2 separate regions of the Homo sapiens genome follow, and region 1 is linked to region 2. A link is an interaction called in ENCODE POLR2A ChIA-PET data of the cell type or tissue named here. Cell type or tissue: OCI-LY7. All regions are shown on one strand. Links, peaks and the distances in the headings refer to the core of each region. The heading gives the core; the rest is flanking DNA. Region 1 has its middle 78 kb from the start of GNAQ. Region 2 has its middle 38 kb from the start of CEP78.

Region 1 (16,072 bases), core at 4,964-12,963, 87 kb before region 2:
ACAGAAATGTTGATTGTTAAATGACAGAATTTAAGAGCTGAGTCACAGTAATCTTGAATTCACCTTGTCTATTTTACAGAGGAGTGTTGATTTAGGCTTGCTTCACACGTGGCTAATTTTCAAGATCAAATTCACACAGGAAAACAAGGGGGGCAGAAAGACAAAGCACTAACCTAGAAGGTGAGGTGCATCATGTTTCACTCAATGTGGCCGTGGCTCAGGCACATCACAGTAACAGTTCTGGACCTCAGTTTTTCATTGGTTACTTTCACTCTAACATTCTTGATTCTAAACTTGATGTGCATCTACATCACAACATAAGGCAGCTCTGGGGAGCAGGCTCTAACTGATGCTTTCTCCAAGCCCCTAGAAGCTATGCATATGCAGTTTGTGTGCCAATTTCTGAGTGTGTGTGAGGAAATGCAGGGGTGAATCGATGGACAAATAACTAGACAAATATATTTGTTTTAAAGACTCAACATTGAGGACCAAGTTTTCATAGTGAATACCATTCAGCAAGTCGATTAATCAGATTTGGATAGGAGTAAATGTGGGCAAACCTTGACAATAAAATATTTACTGAAAGTCTGCAAGGGGAAGATGACATTCTAAATAGGTACATGCTATATGTTATTAACAGATCAAATTTGATTTAGAAAAGGAGAGATCTGGAATTTCCTATAAAAGCAAGAAAGACTATGAACTAACGCAAGAAATTTTGAAGCTGAAGGAAAGAAAGCTTATAAAGAGTTCAAGATAATGGGGCCTGATGCTGGCTGATGTTGAAGAAATGCTGTTACCAATAGCAGGCAGACCTGGATCTGACAGCCACCTGTTGAGAAAGCCCTGAAGAATAATGGCAGCTATTCAGTCAACAAATTTGGGGAGAAACTCAATTGCCCCAGAGGCCCTTTTCAATTCTGCTACTAGTTTTCATGAACAAATTGTCATTCTTATTGTAATGCTTACTTTACTGTGAAAGTCATGATATTTTTCTTCTGTAAAATACTATCCTAACACAGTCAATAATAATTAATGAGTGGTAACCCAGTGATTCATGGGCTATAATTTTTTTTACCAAGTAAATCATAGTCTCATCTTAGCAAGTTATTAAATGGATAAAAGTCCTTCAAATCCTGCAAATCATTTGATTTAAGACTTAATTCATGTTCAATGAAATTTATTTTTTTAACTATTTTAAACAGCATTGATTGAGACAAAAGCTCAAGAAAATGGGTAGTTTCTACATTGCTTTGAGATTGATGCTATTTAAAAGATTTGTGCTTGAAATATTGAAAACTAATGGCCACCCTAATTGTTCTTCTAAAGCTAAAGCTATTAAATAACCATCTTCAGAAGTATCCCTTGGAGCAGGTTTACTCGTGAGCATAGTATTCATGTTCTAGAAGCCAATGATGTTTTTTAGGTGGAACAAAAGGGATTTTCCTCTGCTTACATTTTATCTGGAAATATGTTTCATCAAGCAGACAGCCAGATGGAAATAGCAAGATTTTTTTTATAGTCAATAAATAACTCTGCTGCTAGAATAACTCAGACTTGACAGCAATCTACGCAACAGTTTATTCTTCTGCTCTCTCAGGATGTAAACACTGTTGTCAACAACCAATCAGATGCACTAAAGCTACAAATAGCATGTTTAGTTTATATGTATATGCAATCAGCTAAACAAAATTTTGAACATCAATGGGACCCATTTCTAATCACTTTGTTCTTGTTCAGGTCCATCACACTGCATAACTTCAGGGGGCACCAATCACATTTTAGTCAATATATAACTAATTGTAGATAATATGAATGGTGCCCCTGAGTTGTACAGTAGTTTCCCTCCTACAGTTCATAAACATTACACAACTTTTAAAAATCAGTAAATCTCAAGTCACTGAAGTCTTTCTCTCACTTTTAGCTAAATCAAACTTTCAAAGGCCATCGTTTTTTGTTTGTTTATTTGTTTGTTTGTTTGAGATGGAGTCTCACTCTGTCGCCAGGCTGGAGTGCAGTGGCGCGATCTTGGGTCACTGCAACCTCTGCCTCCCAGGTTCAAGTGATTCTCCTGCCTCAGCTTCCCCAGTAGCTGGGACTACAGGTGCGCGCCACATGCCCAGCTAATTTTTGTATTTTTAGTAGAGACGGGGTTTCACCATGTTGGCCAGGATGGTCTAGATCTCCTGACCTCGTGATCTGCCCGCCTCGACCTCCCAAAGTGCTGGGATTACAGGCGTGAGCCACAGCGCCCAGCCTCAAAGGCCATAGGATTTTAAAGAGAGATTTTATCGTAGATTTTTTGTTTTGTTGTGTTCATTTGCCTTCCCATCATTTCCTTCTTTGGGACAAGATTTCCATGAAATTTTGTTGAGGCTCTCAATCACCAATGGTTACAGTGATGGGCATGATGTCCAGGCCTGATCAATCATGGTGCTATATTGCTTGGATAATAGTGATTGGTCCAAGGGAAAGCATATGATCCTAGCATAGCTAATCAGTGTTCTTCCCTGAGATTTGATATGTGGATAGAGCTGTGATGATGAAAACGTGGGAAAGCTGGCAGCCACTTTCCCCACTCTAGAGCAATCCTGCTGCGTAAAATTAGACTGAGAAATTAAAGCCCACTAGAGAAGGGGAGAAAAATAGTCCTGAGAACATTACTTGAGTCCCTGGATTCACCTCTAATGTCCCAGTATGTGTGCAAATAACCTTTCATTTTTTGCTTAATGTATGTCGAAATGAGTTTCTGTCACTTGCATTCAGTGGAACTCTTTTCACCGCAGAGCCCATGACCACAAGTTTTTCATTCCGTTCAGGAAACTACTCTGAGTCTAGTCCATCTAAAGCCATATCGTTCTAGATCCTCTCTCAGAAACAGAAACCAAATGCTTCCTTATTTTAAACAGCAGATGTCTGGTGATATTAACTTACTTGATCCATGATATGAAGGCAACATTTCCAGGTTGTACTTGAGGTTACGAAGCAGACTTTTAAAAATATCTTCTTCATTATGTAACCTTTCAGAGAACAATTATTGAGAATGAGGAAGGAAGACTTCTTTCACCACCACCAAGTGTTGCCGAATCCTCACCCTTTGCCCCATTAAGCAAGTGGCAGGCACCTCACCTTTTACCATGGGGTAAGTTACTGCTCACATTAAGTTCATGAAAATGAAGATGTGAGCATCAGTGCTAATCCTAGTTCAGGTAATAATTTACAGTATCGGGTGAACGTGGGCAAATTATACAACTTCCCTGAGCCTCAATTTCCTCACTGGAAATGGAGAAAATCAAAATAGAGACATCAAAATAAATCTTATGTGTTTAGATTTGCTGTTTCTTGTAGTTGTTTCTTATTCATCTTATGTATTTTGATACCTCACACAAATCCTGGCATATAATAGACATTAATAAATAATTGTTAGGAAAATGGATGAATTAATGAACACATTTGCCTCCTGGGTGGTCATGAAGAATATATGAGACAACACAAATAAATTAAATATTACAGTGTTTAACTCATCCTAGCTGCTCTTATATATCAGCTCCCTTCTTCCCTCCCTTCATCTTCCTGGTGTTGGGACATGGGTCATTTTGTGTGCCCAATGCCTTGTCCACAATTTCTCACACTGAGCCATCTTTGTTCAAAACCTTCCAGAATTTTCCATAAGACATCATTGATTATTAATCATCCAAAGTCGGCCTCACTGTGTGTGCCTTAGCATTGTGTTATGAAAATTTGCTGTGTTTTGCATATCCCTGTGTTTTTTTGTATTTGCTTGTCTTCTCTCCTAATTAGATTCCATTTCCTACACTATCTCTACAGTGTGCAGCACAGTGAATATTCATTCAATGGGATAATAATGAATCTATGACTTTAAAAAAGTGTACCTGCTTGCAGCAAGTCAGAGTCTTCTGTTTTTTATGTAGACTAACTTAAGGCACAGGACCTTTTATTTTGAATTTTCTTTCTTCTGCCTATGCAGGGCTGATTCTGAACACCTTGTTTCACTTGAGGATAAGCCATTTCAACTAGAATAATAATTGCTATCAAGGCCATAAAGCTTTGCGGGTTAAAATGGTCTTTCACATACATTATTTCACTTGGTCTTTACAACAGGATACTAAGCAGCATGATTTTGAAGTCCAACAAATCAAATTGGACTCATGGCTATATCACTTAACAGCTATGTGATTTTAAGTGTTATCTAAACTCTCTGACCATCAGTTCTTCATTTGTAAACCTGAAAAAGTATTAGAACCATGCTTCTTAGGAAGAGTGTGAGTGCCAAATGATATATCTGACCCATATAGCATGGTCAGAATTTAATCAATGGGATGGAAGCCACCCAATAAATGGTAGTTATCATTATTATTTTTAAGCAAGAAAATCAAGGAATAGAGTACAAAGGAAGCAATCAGAAGGCTTTGAATAAAGGAGTTCTGATTCTAAAGCCCATGTTCTACTTCTCTGCCCTCTCAGCAGAGCAGCCTGCACAAGACTTCTTCACACTTTCTTTAATTTGATCCTTGTAACAACCCTAAGAGGTTTATGCAGAAAATTACTCTTTAGCTCTGTGGGGAAGTGAATTTTAATGGATGAGTTTTAATAGCTGTTCAAGCTAATTGAAAATGTTGGCCAGCATTGCAACCCCAACAAGGAGAGAAGTAGAGCAGAAATACAAAAGAATAATGCCTATGTAAACAGAGATGATCTGTCCTAGTGAATATGAGACTGATGGTGTGAACCCAGGACAGAAGTATTTCACAGCAACTCCTGGAAACTAGAATCTAAACTCACTATACCTATTACTCTAGAGTGCCTCCCCTCCACCCCGTCCCTTTCTTTGTTATTTTCCTTAATTGTCCCAAAGGACAAAAAGAGGCTCCAGAAACAAGCAAAGAAAGAGTTTTCTTATTCCTCCAGCTCTCTTCATGCTCAGAAGGCCAGACTGCTATTTTTATTATTTTATTTAGAAATGGTACTAGAAAATACAATAGGTAGCACTCATTGAGTATCTATTTGTACCAAACGTTATGAAAGGTATTTCAGCTCTAATTCTTTCAACAATCTTGCACTGTAGGTATTATTATCCTCTTACAGGAGAGAAAGATGAGAAGTTTTCTGGTTATTAAGTAGAAAGTGAGGGCCATGGGCAGAAAGGAATCCCTGTTTCGCCTGTGGCAAGAGAGACACCCCAGCTCCCCAAGAGGGAATATTCTCTCTCCCTAGCTGTCTCTCTCTGTGAGTCTCCCCATTTCTCTATTTCACAGTGGAAGGATTTTTTTTTTCCACTGCTGTGGAGTGAGACAAGTAAATAATTACCCAGAATTCTGCCTTAAATTACAATAGTCGTTGATACAATTTGTCTCTTTGTCCCCACCCCGAATCTCATGTCGAATCAGAATTCTCAGTGTTGATGGAGGGGCTTGGTGAGAGGTGCTTGAATCATGGGGGTGGAGTTCCCCCTTTCTGTTTTCACGGTAGAGTTATCATGAGATCTGGTGGTTTGAAAGTTGTGGCTGGGCGTGGTGGTTCATGCTTGTAATCCCAGCACTTTGGGAGGCTGTGGCGGGCAGATCACCACATCAAGAGTTTGAGACCAGCCTGGCCAACATAATGAAACTCCGTCTCTACTAAAAATACAAAAAATTAGCCAGGTGTGGTGGCGGGCACCTGTAATCCCAGCTACTTGGGAGGTTGAGGCAGGAGAATCACTTGAACCTGGGAGATGGAGGTTGCAGTGAGCCGAGATCATGCCATTGAACTCCAGCTCAGGTGACAGTGCGTGACTCCATCTCAAAAAAAAAAAAAAAGAAAAGAAAAGAAAAGAAAGTTGTGCAGCACCTCCCCCTTCACTTTCTCTCTCTCTTGCTCTTGCCATGTGAAGACCATGCCTACTTCCCCTTTGCCTTCTGCCCTGATTGTAAGTTTCCTGAGGCCTCCCCAGCCATGCTTCCTGTACGGCCTGTGGAACTGTGAGTCAGTGAAACCTCTTTTCTCTGTAAATTACCCAGTCTCAGGTATGTCTTTATAGCAGTGTGAGAATGAACTAATACATCCATCTTAAATGATACTTTGTGTTATCTAGATATAAAGTCCTCAAGGTCTCCAGGCAGCTCAAGTAACCCTTGGTTATACTTGAGATCTCCTGGGTAATGGTGAAATGTCCCATACCTCCTGTGAATTCTGGAGAGTGATTAGCAGGGTGATGCACTCACATTTCCTTCTGAGCGGATGTTCTGGCCTCCCCTTCATGCCCTCTGCTTGCTTCTGGGCAGCTCTGTGTTTCCATGTTCTTTCATTCCCTCTCCATCAGGCCCTGAAGCACAACTATCACCATACTCTGTGTGCTTCAGGTTTTATTAAGAGTAGGGATAATGGAGATGAATTGTACCTCAGGATAAGAAACAACCAACAGTGGAGAGTGGACATCACTGGTCTTAAAATCCTTGCCCTTCTCTGACAGAGAGAATCTCTTTCAGGCTGCCACTTTTCATATCTCTGTCAACTGCTATGTTGGCTATGTGTTGGGATCTATCATTTCTCCCTTCCTTCCTTCCTTCCTTCCTTCCTTCCTTCCTTCCTTCCTTCCTTCCTTTCTTTCTCTCTTTCTTTTTCTTTTTTTTCAGGGTCTCGCTCTGTCACCCGGGCTGGAGTGCAGTCACACGATCATGGTTCACTGCAACCTTGACCTCCTGGCCTCAAGCATTCCTCCCATCTCAGCCTCCTGAGTAGCTAGGACTACAGGTGGGCACAACCACACCTGGCTAATTTTTGTATTTTGCATAGAGATGGGCTTTTGCCATGTTACTCAGGCTGGGAACCGATCATTTCTGTTGTGAGCCTTTGCCCCAATTATTTCTCTCAGAGTACCAGGGTCCCATCTGGATTTCACTATTATGTTATCATGGAGAGGAATTGAGCCTCTTTTTTACGCAATATCTCCAACTCTGCTAGTCTGGGCCCTCTCTTTCACCACCAACAGAAACATGGAAGCATCTTTCTAAAGGAAAGATAAAATTTCCCCTGAGATAGTTCCTGTTTCTCTTCCCAGAGAGTTTAAACTGCTATCAGTTTTCCTCTTCTTGTAACTGCATCTTATTGTTCCCACCACACTTACATTATCTCTCTTTTTTTTTTTTTTTTTACTGTGAGTCAACAGGCATAAGCCACTTCAGTTTATTTCCATTTCTAATAACATTGTTATTGGGGCAATAACAAGTCATGTAAATTAGCCTACATATTAGAATAATATATAGTCTACAATATGTAGTCTGATTTTCTTCATTCATTATCTCTTAAACACAAAGACCAGAGATCTCATTATACTATAGAAATGAACACTGTAATGAATAATCAAGGAAGAAAATATTGCAACGTGTTTTTCTAGAAGGCAGGGAAGATGCTCCTCCTGGCATATCTCCATGAGCTCTCTTTAATATTTGGGCAGCTTTAAGGCACTCATATTGATGGCTGTGAGAGAAAAAAAACGTTTGGGGAGTTAAGGTGAAACTACCTACTGTATTGAAATCTCCATCAGTCAAATAGTCTCAGCCATCATTTCTGAATAGGCATTTGTTGAATCAATATTCACTGAGTGTATATTTTGTGAAGACTGAAAATGTCACAGGCACCATTAAGCACCATTACCCTAATGGTCAACAAAAGATGAAAAGCCTTTGTGATGGATAAAATTTTAGAGTTCTGTTCTAAGGTCTGTGGAAAATGAACAAGGGAAGCTATCAACTGTGGCTGAAGAATTCAGTGAGTCTAATTTGGTATTGTGAAGTTTCTTCCTTTTTATGACATTATTTTGCCCCAGATGTTAAACCATACTGTGGTTTGAGGGATGCCTTGGCTATGTTGGAATTCTCATGTATTAGAACTCTGGTTTGGTAGTTTTTGGAGAGAAGAGAAGAAATGGTGCTCCCTGGATTTGAGCAGCATGGTGGCCCCAGGATCCTGCTCCAGGAACATTTGCTTACATCATCGATTTCTCATAGAAAATTGGAGTTGATGACCAAATGTTATTATGCAAGAGGTCGTGATTCTATTCAATACTAGAATAGAAAGATTCTAGTATTGACCCTCAAGAGACCTGGATTTTATAACTCTCAAGAAACTCACTAACTGGATAGCAACAGTGTGCCTCAGTTTTCTCATCAGTAAAACAACAGATTGAGTGACTAGATGATTTTTTGTAGATGTATTTTGGATAGAAGATTGTGAATCATTACAGCATTTAGAAATATTACTTTTAACTACTTATGAAGTTGACATGAAGAATTAGCCAGTATCATTTAGTGTTTGATTCATTCATTTAATAATTCATTTTTTCCTAGCTTACTGTAGATAAGATCATTACTTTTATGGTCAAATAGACTTTGATTCAAGTCTTGGTTTCTCCACACACTAGATAAATGACCTTGGAAAGTTAAATTATTGACCTATTTGTGGCTCTGTTTTCTCATTTCTAAATGAAAACAATAATATTATCTTCATCATAGGGCTATTGAAGTGTGTTTTAGATTTCTCTAGAGAATCGAAAGAATGTATATATATAGTGTGTGTGTATATACACATGAAAAGAGAGAGAGAGAGGACATAGAGAGAGGCAGAGAGAGACAGAGAGAGATTTATATTAGGGAATTGACTCTCATGATCATGGGGCTGGAAAAGTCCAAGCTCTACAGGGTAGTCCAGCTGGCTGGAGACTCATGGAAGAACAGATGTTGCAGTTCTACCTAGGGGTAGATCAGTCTTTTTCCTAAGGCCTTCAACTGTAGATGAGGCCAACACACGTTGTAGAGGTGAACCCATGTTTGTTACTCAAAGTCTACTGATTTGAATGTTAATGTCATCTAAAGAATACCTTCCAGCAACATTCAGATGTGTTTGACCAAATATTTGGGCACCACGGCTTAGCCAAATATACACATAAAATTAACCATCATGAAAGCAGTACTGATAATGCAGGTAGCAATTTTCCCACAGTGTCTAACACGGGAAATAAATAATAAAAATTAGCTATTATTATTGATGTAGTTGCTATTTTTTTTTTTTTTTTTTACTTTTTAATGAAAATTTCCACCCTTTCCAAACATACCCCCAAAACACACTGGAGATAGTGGTTAATGATCTGCATCAGTTAGCCCTCAGAGCTGCAGGAACCTCCACACCCACTCCCTAACCTATGCATGTTAAACCATGTTGTAGATAAGCTCTTCCCTTTGGGGAACCCCATTGTCTTTTACTTTTTTATTTTTTTTTATTTTATTATTATTATAGTTTAAGTTTTAGGGTACATGTGCACAATGTGCAGGTTAGTTACATATGTATACATGTGCCATGCTGGTGTGCTGCACCCATTAACTCATCATTTAGCATTAGGCATATCTCCTAAAGCTATCCCTCCCCCCTACCCCCACCCCACAACAGGCCCCAGAGTGTGATGTTCCCCTTCCTGTGTCCATGTGTTCTCATTGTTCAATTCCCACCTATGAGTGAGAATATGCAGTGTTTGGTTTTTTGTTCTTGCGATAGTTTACTGAGAATGATGATTTCCAATTTCATTCATGTCCCTACAAAGGACATGAACTCATCATTTTTTATGGCTGCATAGTATTCCATGGTGTATATGTGCCATATTTTCTTAATCCAGTCTATCATTGTTGGACATTTGGCTTAGTTCCAAGTCTTTGCTATTGTGAATAGTGCTGCAATAAACATACGTGTGCATGTGTCTTTATAGCAGCATGATTTATAATCCTTTGGGTATATACCCAGTAATGGGATGGCTGGGTCAAATGGTATTTCTAGTTCTAGATCCCTGAGGAATCGCCACACTGACTTCTACAAGGTTGAACTAGTTTACAGTCCCACCTACAGTGTAAAAGTGTTCCTATTTCTCCACATCCTCTCCAGCACCTGTTGTTTCCTGACTTTTTAATGATTGCCATTCTAACTGGTGTGAGATGGTATCTCATAGTGGTTTTGATTTGCATTTCTCTGATGGCCAGTGATGGTGAGCATTTTTTCATGTGTTTTTTGGCTGCATAAATGTCTTCTTTTGAGAAGTGTCTGTTCATGTCCTTCGCCCACTTTTTGATGGGGTTGTTTTTTGTTCCTTGTAAATTTGTTTGAGTTCATTGTAGATTCTGGATATTAGCCCTTTGTCAGATGAGTAGGTTGCGAAAATTTTCTCCCATTTTGTAGGTTGCCTGTTCACCCTGATGATAGTTTCTTTTGCTGTGCAGAAGCTCTTTAGTTTAATGAGATCCCATTTGTCAATTTTGGCTTTTGTTGCCATTGCTTTTGGTGTTTTAGACATGAAGTCCTTGCCCATGCCTATGTCCTGAATGGTAATGCCTAGGTTTTCTTCTAGGATTTTTATGGTTTTAAGTCTAACGTTTAAGTCTTTAATCCATCTTGAATTAATTGTTGTATAAGGTGTAAGGAAGGGATCCAGTTTCAGCTAGAGAGCAGTGGTTGCTATTATCCTTTATTGAATATCTACTTTTTTTGGTTAGGTTAGATTCTGAAGGCATAACAACTCACAAGATACAATCTGTCCTTGTCTAAATGTAGATCTGATAAGCTACCTGATCATTACAATAGACTGTCCTGAATACCATAAGAGGGAAAAATATGGGTGCCATGAGAATACATAAAAAGGGCCTCAAATGAGAATAGGTTGAAGGGTAGAGATAGCTCAGCTAAGATCAAAACGATAGATGGATGAAAGAAGATGATGATGCAACTGTATGTTGAAAAAACAAGTACAAGGAACTAAAATGAGAAAGAGCATGGCCTACTCAAAGAACTGTAAGTAGTTAATCATTTTCTGGGGTATAGAATGAAAGAGGGAGGTGAAGACGTAAAAGTTGAGAGATTGACAGGGTTACGCCCAGAAAAGGCTCTTACCAAGGCAAGCAGTGTGGATGTTATCTTGAAGCCAATGATGACCTAAAATATAACAGTGATGTTGAAAATGGAAAAAAGAGACAGATTTGGGAGATATCAATAGGTGAAATGAGTAAGATCTAATGATAGATTAAATCTTAGGCATGGGGAGATACTGAAACTGAGGAGTGAGCTGGGCTATGTTGAGATGCTCCTGTAACTTTCTTGGATACAATGAAGAATATTTTAAAGACCGTTGAAAGATCTTGAACCAGTCATTTACACTTTCTGTTCATTTCACTTATCTGTAAAATGCAGATGTTGGACTCAATGCTCTTCGTAAGGTCTTGTCTTACTTTAAAATTCTACACTCCTGTGACTGCTCTTTAGTTTTGTATGTAAATATATTTTTTTGGAAATGTTTTTTGTACCACCAAGTTAACAAACTGTAAAGCAATAAATGGCATCATCATATTGGTATTTAGCGATGATTTTGCAATTATTACAGGATGTCACAATGAGAAAGATCAGGAAATTAGATAACACATGCTAGTATCTTTTATAATGTTTGAATTGTAAGAAAAATAGGGGTGGTTGACACTGCAGATGTAAAAAGATTAGTCAAATTTTAGATAAATTGTTCTAACTAGAATCAAAGTTGATAAGCAAATTTCTATGAACAGTGAAACAGACAGTTCGTGAAAAAAAATACATGGGAAAGAAAAACAAGCAAACGTATTGTTTTTTCTAATGTGTGCTTGCAAAAATTGTTGAATGCTCTGGTTTCTAGCACTTGATTTATCTTTTATGATACTTTAAACCTCATGTTTGTTCAACAATTTAAGTCTATTTGGTCAGTTAATAAAGGTCCTGCAGCATGTGAGGGAGAAGATGAAATTAAATGAGAGTTTGAATGGAAAACCAGTTCAGATGGTCATGGTGTTCCTCCTCAAACTGAGCTTGAATCATTATTTAGGAGTCTTTTTGAACAAGAACTGAATAGAGAAGAGATTTTTCAGAGATAACCTGGTACAAACCAGTTGAAAATGGGTTGATAGGCTGCTAGAGTTCTTTTGACCTGAAACACTTCAGGAACTAAACACAAGGCTATGATTCAACTCTCTGATCTTCTAGTAGTATCCTGGGAGCAAATATATTGCATCTTTTTTATTTTTTTTCTTTTGAGACAGGGTCTGTGCTCTGTTGCCCAGGCTGGAGTGCAGTGGTGCAATCTCAAGCTCACTGCAACCTCCGTCTCCTGGTTCAAGTGATTCTCCCACCTCACTTGATTCTTGTGCTTCAGCCACCCATGTGGCTGGGATTACAGGCATCTGCCACCATACTAGGCTAATTTTTGCATCTTTAGTGGAGACAGGGTTTCACCATGTTGGCCAGGCTGGTCTCAAGCTCCTGGCCTTAAGTGATCCGCCCATCTCGGCCTTCCAAAATGCTGGGATTACAGGTGTGAGCCATTGCACCCAGCCTATATTGCACCTTAAATAACACATTTGGGGTTAGTTATCATTATTTAGTTGGGCCTACAGAAAATCATTAGAAGACATTTTGTCGAAAATTCAGAATGCATGTTAATTTAGGTGAAACTAAAGGGGGAGGAGAAGTATACCTTGCTAGATGGCATCTCGAAAATAATCAGTAAATTTAGTTCCAAATGGTTTTCTCTCATTTCATTGCACCTAGTTGTGTAAATAATCATCACAGACCATATTAGTAGCTCTAATTTTCTTGGTTTTAGGAGGAGAACCTGTGTTCAAGCTTCACTTTGACCAAGTGTGTCATGTAATTATCAATGTCTGTTGTAAGGGCTAAGAGATTCATCTAAGGGCTAGATGAATTTGATAAAATTTTTTGATCCCACAATAATAACCACAAATAGTATTATCTGCTGGGTGTGGTGGCTCATGCCTGTAATCCCAACATTTTGGGAGGCCGAGGTGAGATCACTTGAGGCCAGGAGTTCAAGATCAGCCTGGGCAACATAGTGAGACCCTGTTCCTACCAAAAACAAAAACAAAAACCCCACAAAACCCAAATAATATTATATTTGTCATTTCATTAAATTAATAATTGAATGCTGATACACATTCTCTTCTGATTTAAATCTAAATTTGAGAATTACCTTTTCCTTAAAAGTGTTTTCAAAGAATCCTTTCTGCTATACAGCTATAACTCTTTTTTTGATGTGTTGAAATTACAGATCAAATTTTTTTCTAATAAATGCTACCACAATGCCAGTTTACTTAAGCATTTAATTAATTTTAGCTATCTTATGACTCCAAGGCAATAAATGAATTCAGATAACACTAGGATTGGCAAACCAGGTTAGATTTACCCTGAATAAGAATTGCTTTACATGTTCTAGAGCAGGGTTTCATGAAAAAGGAAAAAGAAATTGCTTTACATGATTTTGCTGATGTCACACGCAATCTTTTATTTTGATATTTTATTGTAATCCTTTAAGGACAGAGACAATGCTTATTTTTCAAAATTTGCTACAAGTATTCATGGAATTTGAAGTCCCTATTGGTGTCTAAATCAAGAAGAGTCAGCCAAGCGAGGCATTTATCCAGGTGCATTCATGCCAGCGTCTGAGGTCAGGGAGAGGGGAACAAACTAGAACTGAAGTTGCTTCCTGAGTTGACAAGGAAAGGAGAGGCTCAGAAGTGTAAACCCAAACTTAAGTCGTGAAGAATGTAGAGGAATGTCAGGGAAATCAAGGTAAGTGAGCAAGTCCAAAGAGCAGGAATAAGGAATAAGACAAACAGAAAAGGACAAATCCAAGGCAAAAAGCTGAACTGAATGGGAGCCAAGTGGGAGCAAAGGCAGACCCTGTTTCAAAGGTGGGGCACATCTTTTCAAGCATAAAAAGGAGCTTAAGGACTCATGTATCTTTATGAGTTCTAAGGTAAAACACTCCCAAAGAGGTCCAAGAGTGTGTTTGCCTCACTTCTATCTTATTTATAATCCCTTTTCTCCTTCCACTAGAACTCTGTTCCCTAGTACAGTGACTTAAATTCATCCTTGGTGTCCATTTTTTCCTTGACCTATATCCACCTATAATTTGTCCTTGACCTATATCCACCCCTAGGGGGGGATAGTGAGGTGGTGAGGGAAGATATAAAACTTTCAGTGCTCCCTAGGGGTTTGCATGTGGGGCTAATGTTCCCTTCTATTTTGATCTTTCCTGGACTAACCCAGCTGCACTGTAGACCAACCGGAGTTGACCTTGTTGCTACTACCCCACAAAGGAATATCAGCTGAATGTCAGAAGAGAACAGCTTTTTCTAACCTGTACCATCGGTCTCCTTGTTTATCTGACACCAGCGGCTTGGACAACTCAGGCTCTCAAGTCCATATGTGAATGATGCTTTAATGTATCTGAAATATGCTTTCGAATGTGACTCACTTCAAGTCACATTATGGACTTCAAGCCATATTATGCACTAAACAAAGGAGGCCCCCCAGTCTCTTTCCCATCTATTAAGCATAACAAAAAATTACTTTATTAGATTTTATAGCGAAACAATACATTGTATTCATGAGTATGATGCTATAGTATTAAGATAACTCAGTAACACACCCACACATACATGTCATTAATGATTCCATTTCTCTTTATCATAGAAAAATAAAAGTTTTACAAAAGGCAGAGGAGTTCCATTTAAACACCAAATTTTCTTCTTGGAACAGCTCTAGCCAGGGGGTCCTTCCATTAGAAACAAGTAGCTCTTTCAGAATCTCCAGTGTTAGAGAATTCCAATTTTAAGTCTCTCATGCATATCACTTTTCTAAAAGTTCACAGTATCAACTGAACACATAAAATATCATAACAACCCATACCCATAAAATTTAAACAACACAAAATTAGCCACAGCATAAGTATGAATCTCCTTAGACCAAAGTGTTTCAAAATATGTTCTATAGAAATTAAGGAATTGCTTAACAAGGATGATATGGTAGCTACAAGCAGAGTGGCATCCCCCCAAAACTAAAGTAGCCCCATATTTAAAAAGCATTTTTTTATATTGGGGCTCCTCAGAAGATTTCATTTAGAAAATAGGTTTCACTCCCTTTGCAAAACTTTGAAAACTGTTGCCTTATAAAACGGTGTTTTCCAAGTTGAAGTAGTGTTCCCAGACTCCAATAAATGTCTCATAATTAAGAATCACATTGCTGTTATAGCTGTTGACCTTGAAAGGGAGGGAGTGTGAGAAGGAATAGGCAGAGAAAAATGAAGAGAAAAAAAAGAGGAAAACTTCTTGGTTTTTATTCACCAAGTGCTATCAGTCAAAGCCATTTGCCCAGTGACCATTACCTGTGAACTTAAAATGCAAGTGGCTACCAAGCAATTTCACCCCTAAATATTTATCTAAGGGAAGAGAAAAACTAAGTCCACAAGAAACCTTGTATGGGAATGTTCATAGTAAATTTTTTCGTAACAGTCCCAAACTGGAATCAGCCCAGATGTCCATCAGAAGGACAAACTAATACATCTATACAATGGAACAATTTAGCAATAAAGAATAAAATACTGATACACGCATCAATATGAATACATCTCAAAACTATTGCATTGAGTGAAAAAAGCTGGACCAGACACAAAAGAGTACATATTGTATGATTCTACACATTAATTTCTGGAATAAGCAAATATGTTAGAAAAATATCTGAACAGTTGTGGCTTCAGAGAATGGGGTTACTGGGAAGGGGTACAAGGAAAATTTCTACAGTGATGGAAATGTTCTGTATTTTGAGTGAGGTGTGGATTACATAAGTATATATTTGTCAAAACTGATGAAACTGTACTTAAGGTTTGTGTATTTCACTGTATGAAGGTTTATCTCAGTAGACAATTTTAGGGGCAATTACTCCACTGAAAAACTATATATGGAAAAAATAAGAAAATCTCTTTATGAGCTCAGAGTAGAAAAGTATTTCTTAAACAAGACAAAGTTCTATATAGAAAATATTGAGAAATATCTATCAAAATTAAAAACTTATGTGAGAAAGAAACTTACAGAAAAGGCCAATTCAGAAATGAACAACAAACATTTAAAAGGATGCTTGATCTCACTAGTAATCAGATGAATGCCAGTTTCTAAAAAAATCTATTTCATACCTATTGTATTGGCAGTAATTTCAGAGT
Region 2 (16,072 bases), core at 2,998-10,997:
GCATTTTACAGTTTTATAAGGTGAGAACAATTATTTCCCCCATTTTACTTTATAGATAAGAAACCTGAGTACAAAGATGGTTAAATAATTTGCCAAAGATACCAGAGCTAGTAAACAAGGACCCAGAATTTAAGCCCAATCAATTTGACTCTAGAACCTGTGCTTTTTATCCAGCTTACAAGTTTCAGAGAAATAGAAAGTAACGCAACATTCGAATAATAAACAACCCTCCAAATCATACAGTGTGTTTGTATAAATTTATATGACTGTGAAGAAAGGTGTGGAGAGATGCAACCAGATTATTAACATGGATTACCCTGGGGAGGCAGGTATGGGTGGGGACGAATGGAGTGGGAGAGCTTGTGAACTCTTTAAACATCTTTGCATTGTTCTCCAGGTTATAGACAGCACAAGTCTAATAGTTGTGTCTCTAGTCTAATTGATAAGGTTCTTTGTGCCCCACAATCTATTCCAGAATTCATTAATGCATCCCCAAAATATTTATTGAATATCTGCAATGAGGCCAGGAATAGTGATAGATGTAAGATATCTAGAAGAGCTTTACCCAAGTATGGAGATGGACAATAAAGTATGTGATAAGTGTTAGGACAGCAGTTTAAAAATGGGGGCATAGAGTTAACACAGGCAGGACTGAAGTATGGGGATAGCAACATTCTGGAACATTTCCCAAAAAAGTGGCACCAGACAGCTTTGGCTTGGCAAGCACCTATCATCACCTTGACTTGACTCATATTACCTCCTTTTCTTTCATTTGATCTTATTTAATTTCTTTTCAGTTTAGTTTCTGGCTTAGACAGGCAACAAGGTAAAGAGTCTGAGCTTTGGGGTCGGAAAGACCTGAGTTTGAAATAATTAACTAGTAAATTAATCTGTAATTTACTAGTTGTGAAGAACTTGGAACAAGGTGTGCTTATTTTCTCTAAACTTCCTATCCTTCATCTGTTAAAGGCTGATAATAATAACTACTTGTAGGCTAGGGTGAGTGTCCTGGGTTTTACTGCATTAAAACCCTTTCAAAATTTACAGGCTTAAAGCAACTACATTTTATGCATACATGTTGCTCATGAATCTGCAGGTTGGGTTGGGCTCAGTGGGGATAATTTACTCTTGTTATTCATACACAGCTTTAACTGGTATGGTTTGACTAGGGCTTGAGGATCCACTTCCCAAATGGTTTATTCTCAAAGCTAGCAAGTTGATACTCAGTCCTTTCCACATGGGTCTTTCGATGCTACTGCTTGGGCTTTTTACAATATGGTGGCTAGACTCTAAGAGCAAATGTTCCCCAAAATGGGAAATATGGGCTGCTAACGCTTTCCAGCCTGGGACCAAATAATACATGGACTCACTGTTGTATATGCCGTTGCTCAAAATAGTCACAGAGCCCATCCACCTTCAAGAGAAGTACACTGGAATATTTTGAGGAATACAACTGTATACAATCATGGCCAGAGAAATTTCCCAGGCAAAGAAATGAAGATGCTGGCAGTAGGAAGTTGGGTCTGCATGCACTGAAGAGTTAAGCTTGAGGGAACATGGACAGGGCACCGACATGGCACTACTGCCACCTGATCCATCCCAGAGTGTGAGCTCCTTCAGTTATAGAAATCTTGGACAGTGGGACAAAATAGGTGTTCAAGAAGTGATTCCAGAATGAATGAATGAATGAATGAATGAATGAATGAATGAATATAAGAGTATTCACCCTAAATATAAACAGAAAAGAAAACCTAGCACCTACCATGTCATTGAGCAAGGGTCAACAAACAATGATCAGGGGGCCAAATCTAGCTTACCACTTGCTTTTGTGAATAAAGTTTTATTTACAACAGTACCTATCTGTTTGTGTGTTATCTATGGCTGCTTGTATGTTACAATGGTAGAGTTGAATCATTGTGACAAAAACCTATGGCCCACAAAGCCAAAAATATTTATAGCAACCCTTTACTAATCCTTTACAATAAATGCTTGTAGACTCCTGACATAGAATATTGAAATCTGAGCAGTTTACATCCATATTTCTTATCATTTCTCCTTTATTTTCCTATTACTTTTGCCTTTTTTTCTTTTCTTTTTATTCATCTATTACTGTGTGCCCAAGGCTTAGGTATAGCTTAAGGGACAAGAAGAAATTTCACCCTAAGATCCAAAAAAAAAAAAAGAGTGATACCACTCTTATTCTAACAGATACAGCAACCACAATAGGGAAGAAGTGAACAGAGAAGGAAAAATCAGGGATGAAATGGAATTAATCAAATATGGTGTTGCTATTCAACAATTAGCTTGACTGCCCTTTTTGCAACAGGGCCTGACAGTGTCATATTTATACCACATTTGGTTGCCACTTGGCTAAGGAGCCTCAGCGGGGTACCAATTAGAGTTCTTAGTGGCAAACAATAGAAACACATTTTGGGCAATTGAGTCAGAAACTAATGTATTAAATGATATTTGGAAGCTTTCTTCATATCCAGGAAAGCTGAAGAAGCAGATCTAGAGGCTACGTAGCAAGAAACATCCAAAGTCCACAGAAGTGATCCCACATAGTCCACACTGCCCCCACTACTGGATAAGAAACTTAGCCAGTGGTAGTCTCATCACCCCTTCTGGACCTTTGACCTGGCTAAAGAAAACATCACTACTGCCTCTGGAAGGTGGAGGGGGCTCTCCCAGGATCAATCCCGATAATTGACTATGCACAGTCGCTGATTTCCTGACTCTTTGTGTTGCTAGTTACTGAGTCAAAGTCTGACTCCGAGCACTTGATTGCTGAGCTGTAGGTCAATGTTTGTGTTCTAGTTGTAAGGGAACCAGGGAAGGTGAGAATCTGGCTTCCAGAGTTGGAAGTATCTGTTCCCAACCCAGAAGATCCTGAACTTTTGAATTTTCCTTACTTTCTTAATGTTTTCATGTCCAGATTTTAGCAAGAGCTTTGAAAGGTGATTCAATGCTTAATTTTTTTATTCATCCTTAGCAATATTTACTAAGGGTGGGCTGCATGAAAGCAATAACCTATGCTTTGCTTGTGGCCACATATCTGGTCTGTGTCTGAGCATGGGCTCACCTCATCAACTACCACATATTAATGGAACACTTGTTGGCTGTGTTAAATTTGCCATTTCTCAACTAACTTTAAAAAGCTTCACTATTATATGAAGAAGAGAATAAGGATGTGAGATCAAGAAAAGGGGCTTTTTATTGTGTTTTTAATTTTTTTTTATTTGCTAAACAGTTGGAGGAAATACGAGCATGTTTTCCCACTCGTAGGAAAGACTCTGCATAGAGAGAAAGGTTGATGCTACATGGATAGAGGAGGAGCTATGGCTGGAGGCAAAGTATTCATGATATTATGATGGTACTATAGCCCAGGAACAAGGAATACCCATGTCATAGCTTGATATTCATCACTCTTCCCTACAGAATTCCCAATGGAGGTGTATTAGTCTGTTTTCACACTACCGATAAAAGCATACCTGAGACTGGGTAATTTATAAACAAAAAGAGGTTTAATGGACTCACAGCTCTATGCGGCTGGGGAGGCCTCTCAATCATGGCAGAAGGCAAAAGGTACATCTTACAGGGCAGAAGGCAAGAGAGAATAAGAACCAAGCAAAAGGGGTTTCCTCTTATAAAACCATCAGATCTCGTGAGACTTACTACCACAAGAACAGTATGGGGGAAACCACAACCATGATTCAATTATCTCCCACCCAGTCCCTCCCAGGACACATGGGAATTATGGGAGGTACAATTCAATATGAGATTTGGGATATCATAACAAGAGGGAACCAAATATGAAGAATAACCAGCAAAAGGGAAACCTATTATTCCTTCTTAAATCATTACACAGAATAGACAATGCAAGGCTTTCCCAAAACCTATGTTCAAAATCATGGCTAAGACCTGGAAACCTAAGTGAGACTTCCTGCTTCCTCACATGTAAGCAACACACTCAAGTGTATTTGCAAAGGAAGTATGGCCCATACCCCGGTTCACTTACATACATATTCTCATGGCATAGAAAAAAGCGAAGAGCAGTGTTTCACAATTGGCACTAATGACATTTTGGAGCAGATAATTCTTTGTTGGGGTAGGTGGGGAAGTACTGACCTGTTCTGTGTAGGATTTTCAGCAGCATACCTAGCTTCTACCCACTAAATGACAGTAGCACACCCACCTCTCCCAGTTGTGATAACCTAAAATATCTCTAGACGTTGACAAATGTCCCCTGGGGGCCAAAATCCCCCCGCGAAACTAGAGGAGAACAGAATGGTTGGCGGGTCTCTGGGAAGTAGATTCCACTTTGTTCTGAGGCAGGAAAGCAAGAGAATAGTTCCTTTGTGGGTGCATAGTTTTAGAATGCAGTACTTCTACCCACAAGTAAAAAGACCCTTGATGATGGCCGGGCACAGTGGCTCATGCTTATAATCCCAGCACTTTGGGAGGGCCATGGCGGGCAGATGACTTGAGGTCAGGAGTTCGAGACCAGCCTTGCCAATATGGCGAAACCCTGTGTCTACTAAAAATATAAAAATTAGCTGGCATGATGGTGCACGCCTATAATCCCAGCTACTTGGGAGGCTGAGGCAGGAGAATCGGGAGAATTGTTTGAACCTGGGAGGTGGAGGTTGCAGTGAGCCAAGATTGCAGCACTGCACTCCAGCCTCCAGCCTGGGTGACAGAGCAAGACTCCATCTCAAAAACAAAACAAAACAAAACAAAACAAAACAAAACAAAACAAAACACCACTTGATGAAAGCCCAGGGGGTCTTACCATGTTGACTAAAATCTCTATTCTTGGCTAGGCACGGTGGCTCATGCCTATAGTCCTAGCTACCCAGTAGGCTGAGGTGGGAGGATCCCTTGAGCCTAGGAGGTTGAGCCTGCAGTGAGCTCTTATGGTGTCACTGCACTCCAGCCTGGGTGACAGAGCAAGACCCTGTCTCTCTCTCTCTCTCTAAAAAAAATAAAAATAAAAAAATTTGAAGAAGAAGACCATGAAAAAACCCCTCCCTTTATCCTTCTGAGGGAACAGGTGGGCAGAGATAGCTAAAGAGTCCCCTCCACGTTCATCTTCATTTCCTATTGCCTCTCATCCCCCAGGGATGGCAAACAGATTAAGGTCCATGGACAGTGGGATATCCTCCACTCATACAGGGATAGGGTGAGGGTTCCTGGGACACTAAAATTAAGAAAGTCCCAGGCGGCTGGGCGTGGTGGCTCATGCCTGTAATCCCAGCACTTTGAGAAACCGAGGTGGGTGGATCACGAGGTCAGGAGTTTAAGACCAGCCTGGCCAACATGGTGAAACCCCATCTCTACTAAAAAAGTACAAAAATTAGCTGGGCGTGGTGCCGCATGCCTGTAATCCCAGCTACTTGGGAGTTTGAGGTAGGAGAATCTCTTGAACCCAGGAGACGGAGGTTGCAGTGAGCCAAGACCGCGTCACTGTACTCCAGCCTGGAGACAGAGCGAGACTCCATCTCAAAAAAAAAAAAAAAAAAAAAAAGGAAAAAGTCCCAGGCAAACAGGATCAGTTGGTCAGAGCCCTACAGTATTGTAAAGTAGCTTGGTTCCACCAGACTTGGAGAAATTTCCCCAATATTATACCTGGCTTCTACCCACTAGATGACATTATATTATGTCGTCTCTTATCCCTTAGAACCCTCCTAGAATCTGTTTAACTATTGCCCCCAGAAGTCCCTGAAGTGAGTCACAACAGTATATTAAGTTAACTTAAAGGTTGCAGATTATTTAAGGGAAAAAATTCACTCCTATTCTATTTTCTATTTCCTGTGCACAATCATGATGTTCAGACTGGCTCACTGGAGTTTATTCCACAAGCCTAAGTAATGCAATAAAGAATGCCCCAAACTTGAAACAATATGAACATTCTCCCATTTAATTCACTAGAGAGAAATTAAAGCTGAGAAACAGAATCTATCTCCTTTGGTTGAAATTAAAATCTAAAAGAAATTATGGTCTCTTATTCTCACCATCCTCACTTCTTATTTTCTTTGCTCTCAGCTGGAGTTGCTAAACTCAGATGGAGTTTCAATTCCTTTTTCAGAAGCTGTGGCCTGGAACATCTTCCGCTGGGATGGGTGGAGCTCCCTCAAACACCTCTAAAACAGGACTAATCCAAACCCATTTGTCTCACCACTCTGGTTTTCTGACACTCATAAGGATCAGCAGAACATGCAAGAACATCAGTGGGTTAGCCTATGCCCACAAAATAAAGCAAATAAGGAGTCATGACAGCAGTTTGCTTCCAAGCAAAGTTATTCCTCTAGATTTCAGCAGATGGTATAATCGAGACCGCCTTGCTGTTGGCAGTCAAAGAACATAGCAGACACTCAATGTTTTCTTGGGAAAGGTGGGTAGACAAAGAAAACAAGAGAGAGAAAATAGAAGACATGTTTCAGATTCTGCCTGTCTTGACTGTATGACGAACACCTGTTTCATGAGATGATCACATTCCATTTTGGGGTTTGAAGCAAACCTGCATCCTGGAGGCACAGTGTTTGGGCACAAGCTTTTAAATTTCCTCTTCAGCTCTTGAATTTTTAAGAATGACACTGAGTTTTTTCCTCTACATCAACCTGACTAATATATGGGTTTCCAATTCTCTTTACATATTCATTATTTAAAACAAGATCACCCTTATGCCAACCCCTAGCTCCAGCCCACCACAATTGATCCCACAGACTGGACTCACATCTAAGATTTGAGCTTATGAAATGAACAAGTTAGAACCGGCACGAGACCATATGCTGGTGGAGACCATGATGGGGAGGGGCCAGGTGGTAAATTTCAGGACCTAGGGACAAGCCACTTGAATCCAAAGCTGAATTCCACAGTGATTTTCTTTTCCTTGACTTCTCTTCAAAACAGCAAAAAGAGAAACTAGATTTGGAACTAACATTCTAGTGTACTGAGAATTTAAATTCCAAATATTTTACACATTAGTGTTCTCAAGTTCTTAGGAATGAAATGACTTTTACAGATTAAAATACTGGCCCACCATCCTGCCTGAGAAATACAATAAAGGGGAAAAAAAGCTCTGGTGAAAAATTCTTTAAAAATTACTCCTCTTGCCAGACCTAAAACATTTATATATGGAAGTTCCGTTTTGAGATGAGCATTTTCTGGCTCCAAAGTCTCTCTTTTCCTAAAAACTAATATTAATTTGAGTTACAGTATCAGCTGTCACAGGTGCACCAAGGACCTCATTCTTCCCTATGTGATACTTTGCCCCCAATACTCATTCTTATGTAGATATCCACATGACCCTCACTGGTAGTCAATATGTATGGGCTTTGGGAAGGAGGGATTTTGTATGCTGTAATGATGGCATTACTGCCAAGAATCAAAGGGTCCTTTCTGGATGCTCACTTCTCCCCCTTGTGGGACTTCAGACCAAATATATGCAAGAAGCAATAACCAAATAGAAAACAAAATAATTTTCTATTATTGTTTTGTTGTCCAGGCCTGGAGTGCTTGACGTCAATATAAATAGAAGCAAGAATCATATACAACCATAAACCTATACTTGTGTATTGTGCAGGCCTGAAGATATGCCACCATACTTCAAAAACCCTCAGGGATTTCTGGAAGATCCAAGAGGGAAAAGATTGATGACAAAACCCATGAGAGCTGAGCAACTCTCAACTTCCTATGAGAAAAAAAGTGAATACTACAACAAGAGCCTTGGAATATTCCCAAACTCAGAAATAGTTGTAGTTAAGAGAAAGAGTTACTCATGAGAAAACTGATTGCATGAAAGAGGCTCTAAACTCAACAAATACAACTAATCTTCATGGACGTAGAGTCAATACGGAGAATAGATGAAAAATATAGACAGTAACTTTAGATGAACTTGGCAAGACATGCTATCAAGGAAAAGAAGGCTATTGTGAAAAATAAGCACTCAGGAATTTTGTAAATTAAAGACATAATTGCTGAAACACAAAATTATACTCGATGAAGGGCTGAGTAGCAGGAAGGACACTGCTGAAGACAGAATTAGTAAAGTGGAATGTCAATCTACCTTATTTGTGCAGAATGTGTAAAAGATAAAAAATGAAAGATGTTAGAGAAAAGATAAGAGACTCAGAGGATAGATCCCTGGTGCTCTAATGTCTCAGCTTTAGGAGTAGAATGAAAGAAAGAAAGAATCAAAGAATAGAAAAATCTTCCTGCCTTGGGAAAAGCCTTGAACATTCAGATTAGAAGGTTTGTCTACTAAATGGTAAGCCAGAAAAATAATTAAAAATACCTATAAAAATAGTGAAAACACCTACAAATGCCTAGTAAAATTTTAAGTACAAAATGAATATCCTATGTTACTCAGAGAGAATAAAAAAGTACAAAGGAGATAGAATCAAATTGATCTGTAACTCATTTAAAGTACAGTATGCAAGAGGGAGAAGGAATATGTCCTCAAATTTCTGTGGGAATTCTGGTCCACAGTTCTTCTTTAATCTAAAGCAGTATTTACGGATGATTGAGGAAGAAACATTTTCCATAAAATTTATCATCCGTAATTATTTTATAAAAAATTAAGAAAGAATGTGCTCCAGGAAGAATAAAGAGAGGTAACACATGGAAGAAAAGAAGCAGTAGTGAGCAAAAATATATCACTGTATCTAAAAAATTGGGGCTTCTTTCTTTTTTTTTTTTTGAGATGGAGTTTCACTCTTGTTGCCCAGCCTGTTGTACAGTGGCACCATCTCGGCTCACTGCAACCTCCGCCCCCCAAGTTCAAGCGATTCTCCTGTCTCAGTCTCCCAAGTAGCTGGGATTACAGGAGTGCACCACCATGCCTGGCAAATTTTGTATTTGTAGTAGAGATAGGGTTTCACCCCATGTTGGCCAGGCCGGTCTCAAACTCCTGACCTTAGGTACTCTGCCCGCCTTGGCCTCCTAAATTGCTGAGATTACAAGCATGAGTCACCATGCCCAGTCTTCTTTCTTTCGAGATGGAGTCTTGCTTTGTTGCCTAGGCCTGGAGTGCTTAATGTCAATATAAATAGAAGTATAATATAAAGAAAATTTGATAACTAAACTTAAATTTCTACATCTTTTCAGAAAAACATGGATGGTCTTGGAAGCAGTGCTTGGGTAGGGTTGTACTGGGAAGATTAGAGAGAGGTTATGGATCCTGAAGATTTTTCATGCTGATAGAAGAATGTAATTTAACATTTTTATTAAAGATTAATTGTTTAGGAACTTTTTAAGAAAAATTTTGAATTCTGACACATATCTGTCCAAAAAGTTTTCAGATAAGAGATTTTGGACCTACAAGTAATTTTTAAGGTATGGCAACAGTTTTTCTGTCATGGTATATAAGTGCTGTGTTCTGGATAACATTAAAAATTACTTCAAGATAGTGTTCTGCAACTGAGTCATAAAAAGATACTCTTCCCTGCCCCATAAAAGCTATCTTTGTTAAAAGACTACTAGATCAGTGTTTCCCAAAGGGTGGTCTGAGGACCACCTGCCTCAGATGCTCTGAAATGCATTACAGATTTTGGGCCACATTGCAAACTTTCTAAATAAGCTTCTGTGAGTGAGGCTTGGAATTTGAGGTTCATCTTCCTTGGAACTCCCAAAGTTCTTTACATATATCTTCCTTATGTCATTTACCTCCCTCTGCTTTGTGTTTTGTTTTTGTATTATCTCTTCTCCATTACAAGATTCGAAGGTCATCAAGGCAGCAAACATCCTTGAATACTCTGCAGCTTGTAGCATATTGCCTTTTGCAGAGATATGCACTGACATACACAATTGTTTCTTCACAACATTATCACCTGTCGAAGTCCAAAAGGAATTGGTTTGTTCAAATAGAATCCTGTGCAAAGAGTTATTTCAGTAAATGTTTGGAAATGAGGGTTTTTTTTTTTGTTTGTTTGTTTTTGCTATTTTTGTTGAAAACAAAAGATGAATTATGGAAAACACTACCTCACCATGATCATTCTCCATTAAAGTTGAAGTTGTTTAAATTTAAGCATATGTAAACTGAATGCATTAATACAATGAAAATAAATACCCTATTGTATCTACAAAGGAGAGGGTGTAAAATAGATTATGGGAGAAATATAACCTCCTCCAAAATAAGCAGAGTGATATACCCTAGAAGAAATTCCAGACCTTGGCCATGTAGTCATCCTCAATCCTTTTTCATGGTTAATGCCAACAGTAGAGGGGATATGTTTGTAGCTTCCTTGTAGATCCTAGACCCAAGAAAAGATGAGGGGAATAGTGAGGTAAAGAACTATTTACCGGGGGAGGGCTGGCAAGATAGTCAAATAGGAAGAGATCCAGTCTGCAGCTCCCAGCAAGACCAACGCAGAAGGTGAGCGATTTCTGCATTTCCAACTGAGGTACCCGGTTCATCTCACTGGGACTGGTTAGACAGTGGGTACAGCCCACGGAGGGTGAGCAGAAGCAGGGTGGGGCGTCACCTCACCTGGGAAGAGCAAGGTGTCAGGGAACTACCTCCCCTAGCCAAGGGAAGCTGTGAGGGACTGTGCTGTAAGTGCTATCTGGCCCAGATACTATGCTTTTCCCATAGTCTTCGCAACCTGCAGACCAGGAGGTTCCCTTGGGTGCCTACACCACCAGGGCCCTGGGTTTCAAGCACAAAGCTGGGCAGCCATTTGGGCAGATACCAAGCTAGCTGCAGGAGTTTTTTTTCATACCCCAGTGGCACCTGGAATGCCAGCAAGACAGAACCGTTCATTCCCCTGGAAAGGGGGCTAAAGCCAGTGAGCCAAGTGGTCTTGCTCAGTGGATACCACCCCCACGGAGCCTAGCAAGCTAAGATCCACTGGCTTGAAATTCTCACTGCCAGCACAGCAGTCTGAAGTCAACCTGGGATGCTTGAGCTTGGTGCGGGGAGGAGCGTTCACCATTACTGAGGTTTGAGTAGGCGGTTTTCCCCTCACAGTGTAAACAAAGCCTACAGGAAGTTCGAACTGGGCGGAGCCCACCGCAGCATGGCAAAGCTGCAGTAGCCAGACTGTCTCTCTAGATTCCTCCTCTCTGGGCAGGGCATCTCTGAAAGAAAGGCAGCATCTCCCTGGGACAGAGCACCTGGGGGAAGGGGCGGCTATGGGCACAGCTTCAGCAGACTTAAACGTTCCTGCCTGTCGGCTCTGCAGAGAGCAGCGGATCTCCCAGCACAGCCCTCGAGCTCTGCTAAGGGACAGACTGCCTCCTCAAGTGGGTCCCTGACCTCCGTGCCTCCTGAGTAAGAGACACCTCCCAGCAGGGGTCGACAGACACCTCATACAGGAGAGCTCTGGCTGGCATCTGGCGGATGCCCCTCTGGGATGAAGCTTCCAGAGGAAGGAACAGACAATCTTTGCTGTTCTGCAATCATTGCTGTTCTGCAGCCTCCGCTGGTGATACCCAGGCAAACAGGGTCTGGCGTGGACCTCCAACAAACTCCAGCAGACCTGCAGAAGAGGGGCCTAACTGTTAGAAGGAAAACTAACAAACAGAAGGCAATAACATCAACAAAAAGGATGCCCACACAAAAACCCCATCTGAACCCCAACAGCAAAGACCAAAGGTAGATAAATCCATGAAGATGAGAAAAAAAACAGTGCAAAAATGCTGAAAATTCCAAAAACCGGAATGTCTCTTCTCCTCCAAAGGATCACAACTCCTTGCCAGTGAGGGAACAAAATTGGACGGAGAATGAGTCTGACGAATTGACAGAAGTAGGCTTCAGAAGGTGGGTAATAACAAACTCTTCTGAACTAAAGGAGCATGTTCTAACCCAATGCAAGGAAACTAAGAACCTTGATAAAAGGTTATAGGAACTGCTAACTAGAATAAGCAGTTCACGGGAGAACATAAATGACCTGATGGAGCTGAAAAACACAGCATGAGAACTTCATGAAGCATACACAAGTGTCAATAGACGAATCAATCAAACAGAAGAAAGGATATCGGAGATTGAAGATCAACTTAATGAAATAAAATGTGAAGACAAGATTAGAGAAAAAAGAATGCAAAGGAACGAATAAAGCCTGCAAGAATATGGGATTATGTGAAAAGATCAAATCTATCTCTAATTGGTGTACCTGAAAATGACAGGGAGAATGGAACCAAGTGAAAAACACATATCAGGATATTATCTAGAACTTCCTCAACCTAGCAAGACAGGCCAACATTCAAATTCAGGAAATACAGAGAACAGCACAAAGATACTCCTTGAGAAGAGTAACCCCAAGACACAAAATCATCAGATTCACTAAGGTTGAAATGAAGGAAAAAATGTTAAGGGCAGCCAGAGAGAAAGGTTGGGTTACCCACAAAGGGAAGCCCATCAGACTAACAGCAGATCTCTTGGCAAAAACCCTACAAGCCAGAAGAGAGTGGGGGCCAATATTCAACATTCTTAAAGAAAAGAATTTTCAATCCAGAATTTCATATCCAGCCAAACTAAGCTTCATAAGCGAAGAAGAAATAAAATCCTTTACAGACAAGCAAATGCTGAGAGATTTTGTCACCACCAGGCCTGCCTTACAAGAGTTCCTGAAGGAAGCACTGAAATATGGAAAGGAAAAACCAGTACCAGCCACTGCAAAAACATGCCAAAATGTAAAGACCATCGACACTATGAAGAAATGCAACAATTAATGTGCAAAATAACCAGCTAGCATCATAATGACAGGATCAAATTCATGCATAACAATTTTAACTTTAAATGTAAATGGGCTAAATGCCCCAATTAAAAGACACAGACTGGTAAATTTGACAAAGAGTCAAGACCCATCTGTGTGCTGTATTAAGGAGACCCATCTCACATGTGAAGACACACATAGGCTCGAAATAAAGGGATGGAGGAACATCCACCAAGCAAATGGAAAGAAAAAAAAAAAAAAAAAAGCAGGGGTTGCAATCCTAGTCTCTGATAAAAAAGACTTTAAACCAACAAAGATCAAAAAAGACAAAGAAGGGCATTACATAATGGTAAAGGGATCAACGCAACAAGAAAAGCTAACTATCCTAAATATATATGCACCCAAGGCAGGAGCACCCAGATTCATAAAGCAAGTTCTTAGAGACCTACAGAGAGACTTAGACTCCCCACAATACTAGTGAGAGACTTTAACACCCCACTGTCAATATTAGACAGATCAATGAGACAGAAAATTAATAAGGATATTCAGGTTTTGAACTCAGCTCTGGACCAAGCGGACCTAATAGACATCTACAGAACTCTCCATCCCAAATCAACAGAATATACATTTTTCTCAGCACAACATGGCACTTATTCTAAAATGGACAACGTAATTGGAAGTAAAACACTCCTCAGCACATGCAAGATAATGGAAATCATAACAAACAGTCTCTCAGACCACAGTGCAATTAAATGAGAACTCAGGATTAAGAAACTCACTCAAAACCACACAACTACGTGGAAACTGAACAATCTTCTCCTGAATGACTACTGGGTAAATAATGAAATTAAGGCAGAAATAAATAAGTTCTTTGAAACCAATGAGAACAAAGACACAACGTACCAGAATCTCTGGGACACATTTACAGCGGTGTGTAAAGGGAAATTTATAGCAGTAAATACCCACAGAAGAAAGCAGGAAAGATCTAAAATTGACACCTTAACATCACAATTAAAGAACTAGAGAAGCAAGAACAAACAAATTCAAAAGCTAGCAGAAGACAAGAAAAAACTAAGATCAAAGCAGAACTGAAGGAGAGAGAGACACGAAAAACCCTGCAAAAAATCAATGAATTCAAGAGGTAGGTTTTTGAAAAGATTAACAGAGTAGACTGCCAGACACAGTAATAAAGAAGAAAAGAGAGAAAAATCAAATAGACACAATAAAAAATGATAAAAGGGAGATCGCCACTGATCCCACAAAAATACAAACTACCATCCAAGAACACTTTAAACACCTCTACGCAAATAAACTAGAAAATCTAGAAGAAATGGATAAATTCCTTGACACATACACCCTCTCAGGACTTAACCAGGAAGCAGTCAAATACCTGAATAGATCAATAACAAATTCTGAAATTGAGGTAGTAATTAATAGACTGCCAACCAAAAACAGCCCAGGACCAGATGGATTCACAGCCAAATTCTACCTGAGGTAAAAAGAGGAGCTGGTACCATTCCTTCTGAAACTATTCCAAACAACAGAAAAAGAGAGACTCCTCTCTAACTCATTTTATGAGGCCAGCATCATCCTGATACCAAAACCTGGCAAAGACACAACAAAAAAAGAAAATGTCAGACCAATATCCCCGATAAGCATCAGTGCAAAAATCCTCAATAAAATACTGGCAAACTGAAACCAACAGCACATCAAAAAGCTTATCCACCACGATCAAGTTGGCTTCATCCCTGGGGTGCAAGGCTGGTTCAACATATGTAGGTAAATAAACGTAATCCATCACATAAACAAAATCAATGACAAAAACCACATTATTATCTCAATAGATGCAGAAAAGGCCTTCGATAAAATTCAACACTGCTTCATGCTAAAAACACTCAATAAACTAGGTATTGATGGAATGTATCTCAAAATAATAAGAGCTGTTTATGATAAACCCACTGCCAATATCATAACGAATGGGCAAAAGCCAGAAGCATTCCCTTTGAAAACCTGCACAGGACAAGGATGCCTTCTCTCACCACTCCTATTCAATATAGTATTGGAAGTTCTGGCCAGGGCAATCAGGCAAGAGAAAGAAATAAAGCGTATTCAAATAGGAAGACAGGGAGTCAAATTGTCTCTGTTTGCAGATAACATAATTGTATATTCAGAAAATCCCTTCATCTAAGCCCCAAAACTCCTTAAACTGATAAGCAACTTCAGCAGAGTCTCAGGATACAAAATCAATGTGCAAAAATCACAAGCATTCCTATACACCAATAACAGGCAAACAGAGAGCCAAATCATGAGTGAACTCTTATTCACAATTGCTACAAAGAGAATAAAATACCTAGGAATACAATTTACAAGGGATGTGAAGAACCTTTTCAAGGAGAACTACAAACCACTGCTCAAGGATATAAGAGAGGACACAAACAAATGGAAGAACATTCCATGCTCATGGATAGGAAGGATCAATATCATGAAAATGGCCATACTACCCAAAGTAATTTATAGATTAAATGCTATTTCCATCAAGCTACCATTGACTTTCTTCACAGAATTAGAAAAAACTACTTTAAATTTAAATTTCTTTTTTTTTTTTTTCTTTTTTTGAGACGGAGTCTCACTCTGTTGCCCAGGCTAGAGTGCAGTGGTGCGATCTCGGCTCACTGCAAGCTCCACCTCCCTGGTTCACGCCACTCTCCTGCCTCAGCCTCCCAAGTAGCTGGGACTACAGGAGCCCGCCACTAAGCCCGGCTAATTTTTTTTGTATTTTTAGAAGAGACGGAGTTTCTCCATGTTAGCCAGGATGGTCTCTATCTCCTGACCTTGTGATCTGCCTGCCTTGGCCTCCCAAAGTGCTGGGATTACAGGCATGAGCCACTGTATCCGGCCAAAACTACTTTAAATTTCATATGGAACCAAAAGAGCCCGTATAGCCAGGACAATCCTATGCAAAAAGAGGCATCATGCTACCTGACTTCAAACTATACTACAAGGCTACAATAACCAAAAGAGCATGGTACTGGTACCAAAACAGATATTTAGACCAATGGAACAGAACAGAGGCCTCAGAAATAATGCCACACATCTACAACCATCTGATCTTTGACAAATCTGACAAAAACAAGCAGTGGGGAAAGGATTCCCTATTTAATAGATGGTGTTGGGAAAACTGACTAGCCACCTGTAGAAAACTGAAACTGGACCCCTTCCTTACACCTTATACAAAAATTAACTCAAGATGGATTAAAGACTTAAATGTAAGACCTAAAACCATAAAAACCCTAGAAGAAAACCTAGGCGGTACCTTTCAGGACACAGGCATGGGCAAAGACTTCATGACTAAAACACCAAAAGCAATGGCAACAGACGCCAAAATTGACAAATGGAATCTAATTAAACTAAAGAGC

The links. Peaks named below come from ENCODE experiments on the same cell type or tissue, not always from the same donor. Only the 100,000 strongest peaks of a DNase experiment are listed, where the experiment ranks them.
Region 1: POLR2A ChIA-PET joins it to region 2 with 11 read pairs; 7 of 35 experiments call an interaction of 5 or more read pairs at or near these places.

Annotation. Positions count from the first base shown.
Region 1 is chr9:78,101,279-78,117,350 of GRCh38, forward strand. No RefSeq gene overlaps it. Among named protein-coding and RNA genes, the nearest start is that of GNAQ, 78 kb to the left of the region's middle. In OCI-LY7, for the core only: no CTCF peak of the experiment used is centred there; no DNase peak of the experiment used is centred there.
Region 2 is chr9:78,190,346-78,206,417 of GRCh38, forward strand. No RefSeq gene overlaps it. Among named protein-coding and RNA genes, the nearest start is that of CEP78, 38 kb to the right of the region's middle. In OCI-LY7, for the core only: CTCF peaks have their summits at 7,423 and 7,638; DNase peaks (open chromatin) are centred at 6,106, 6,426 and 10,996; H3K4me3 peaks cover 2,783 bases; H3K27ac peaks cover 4,134 bases.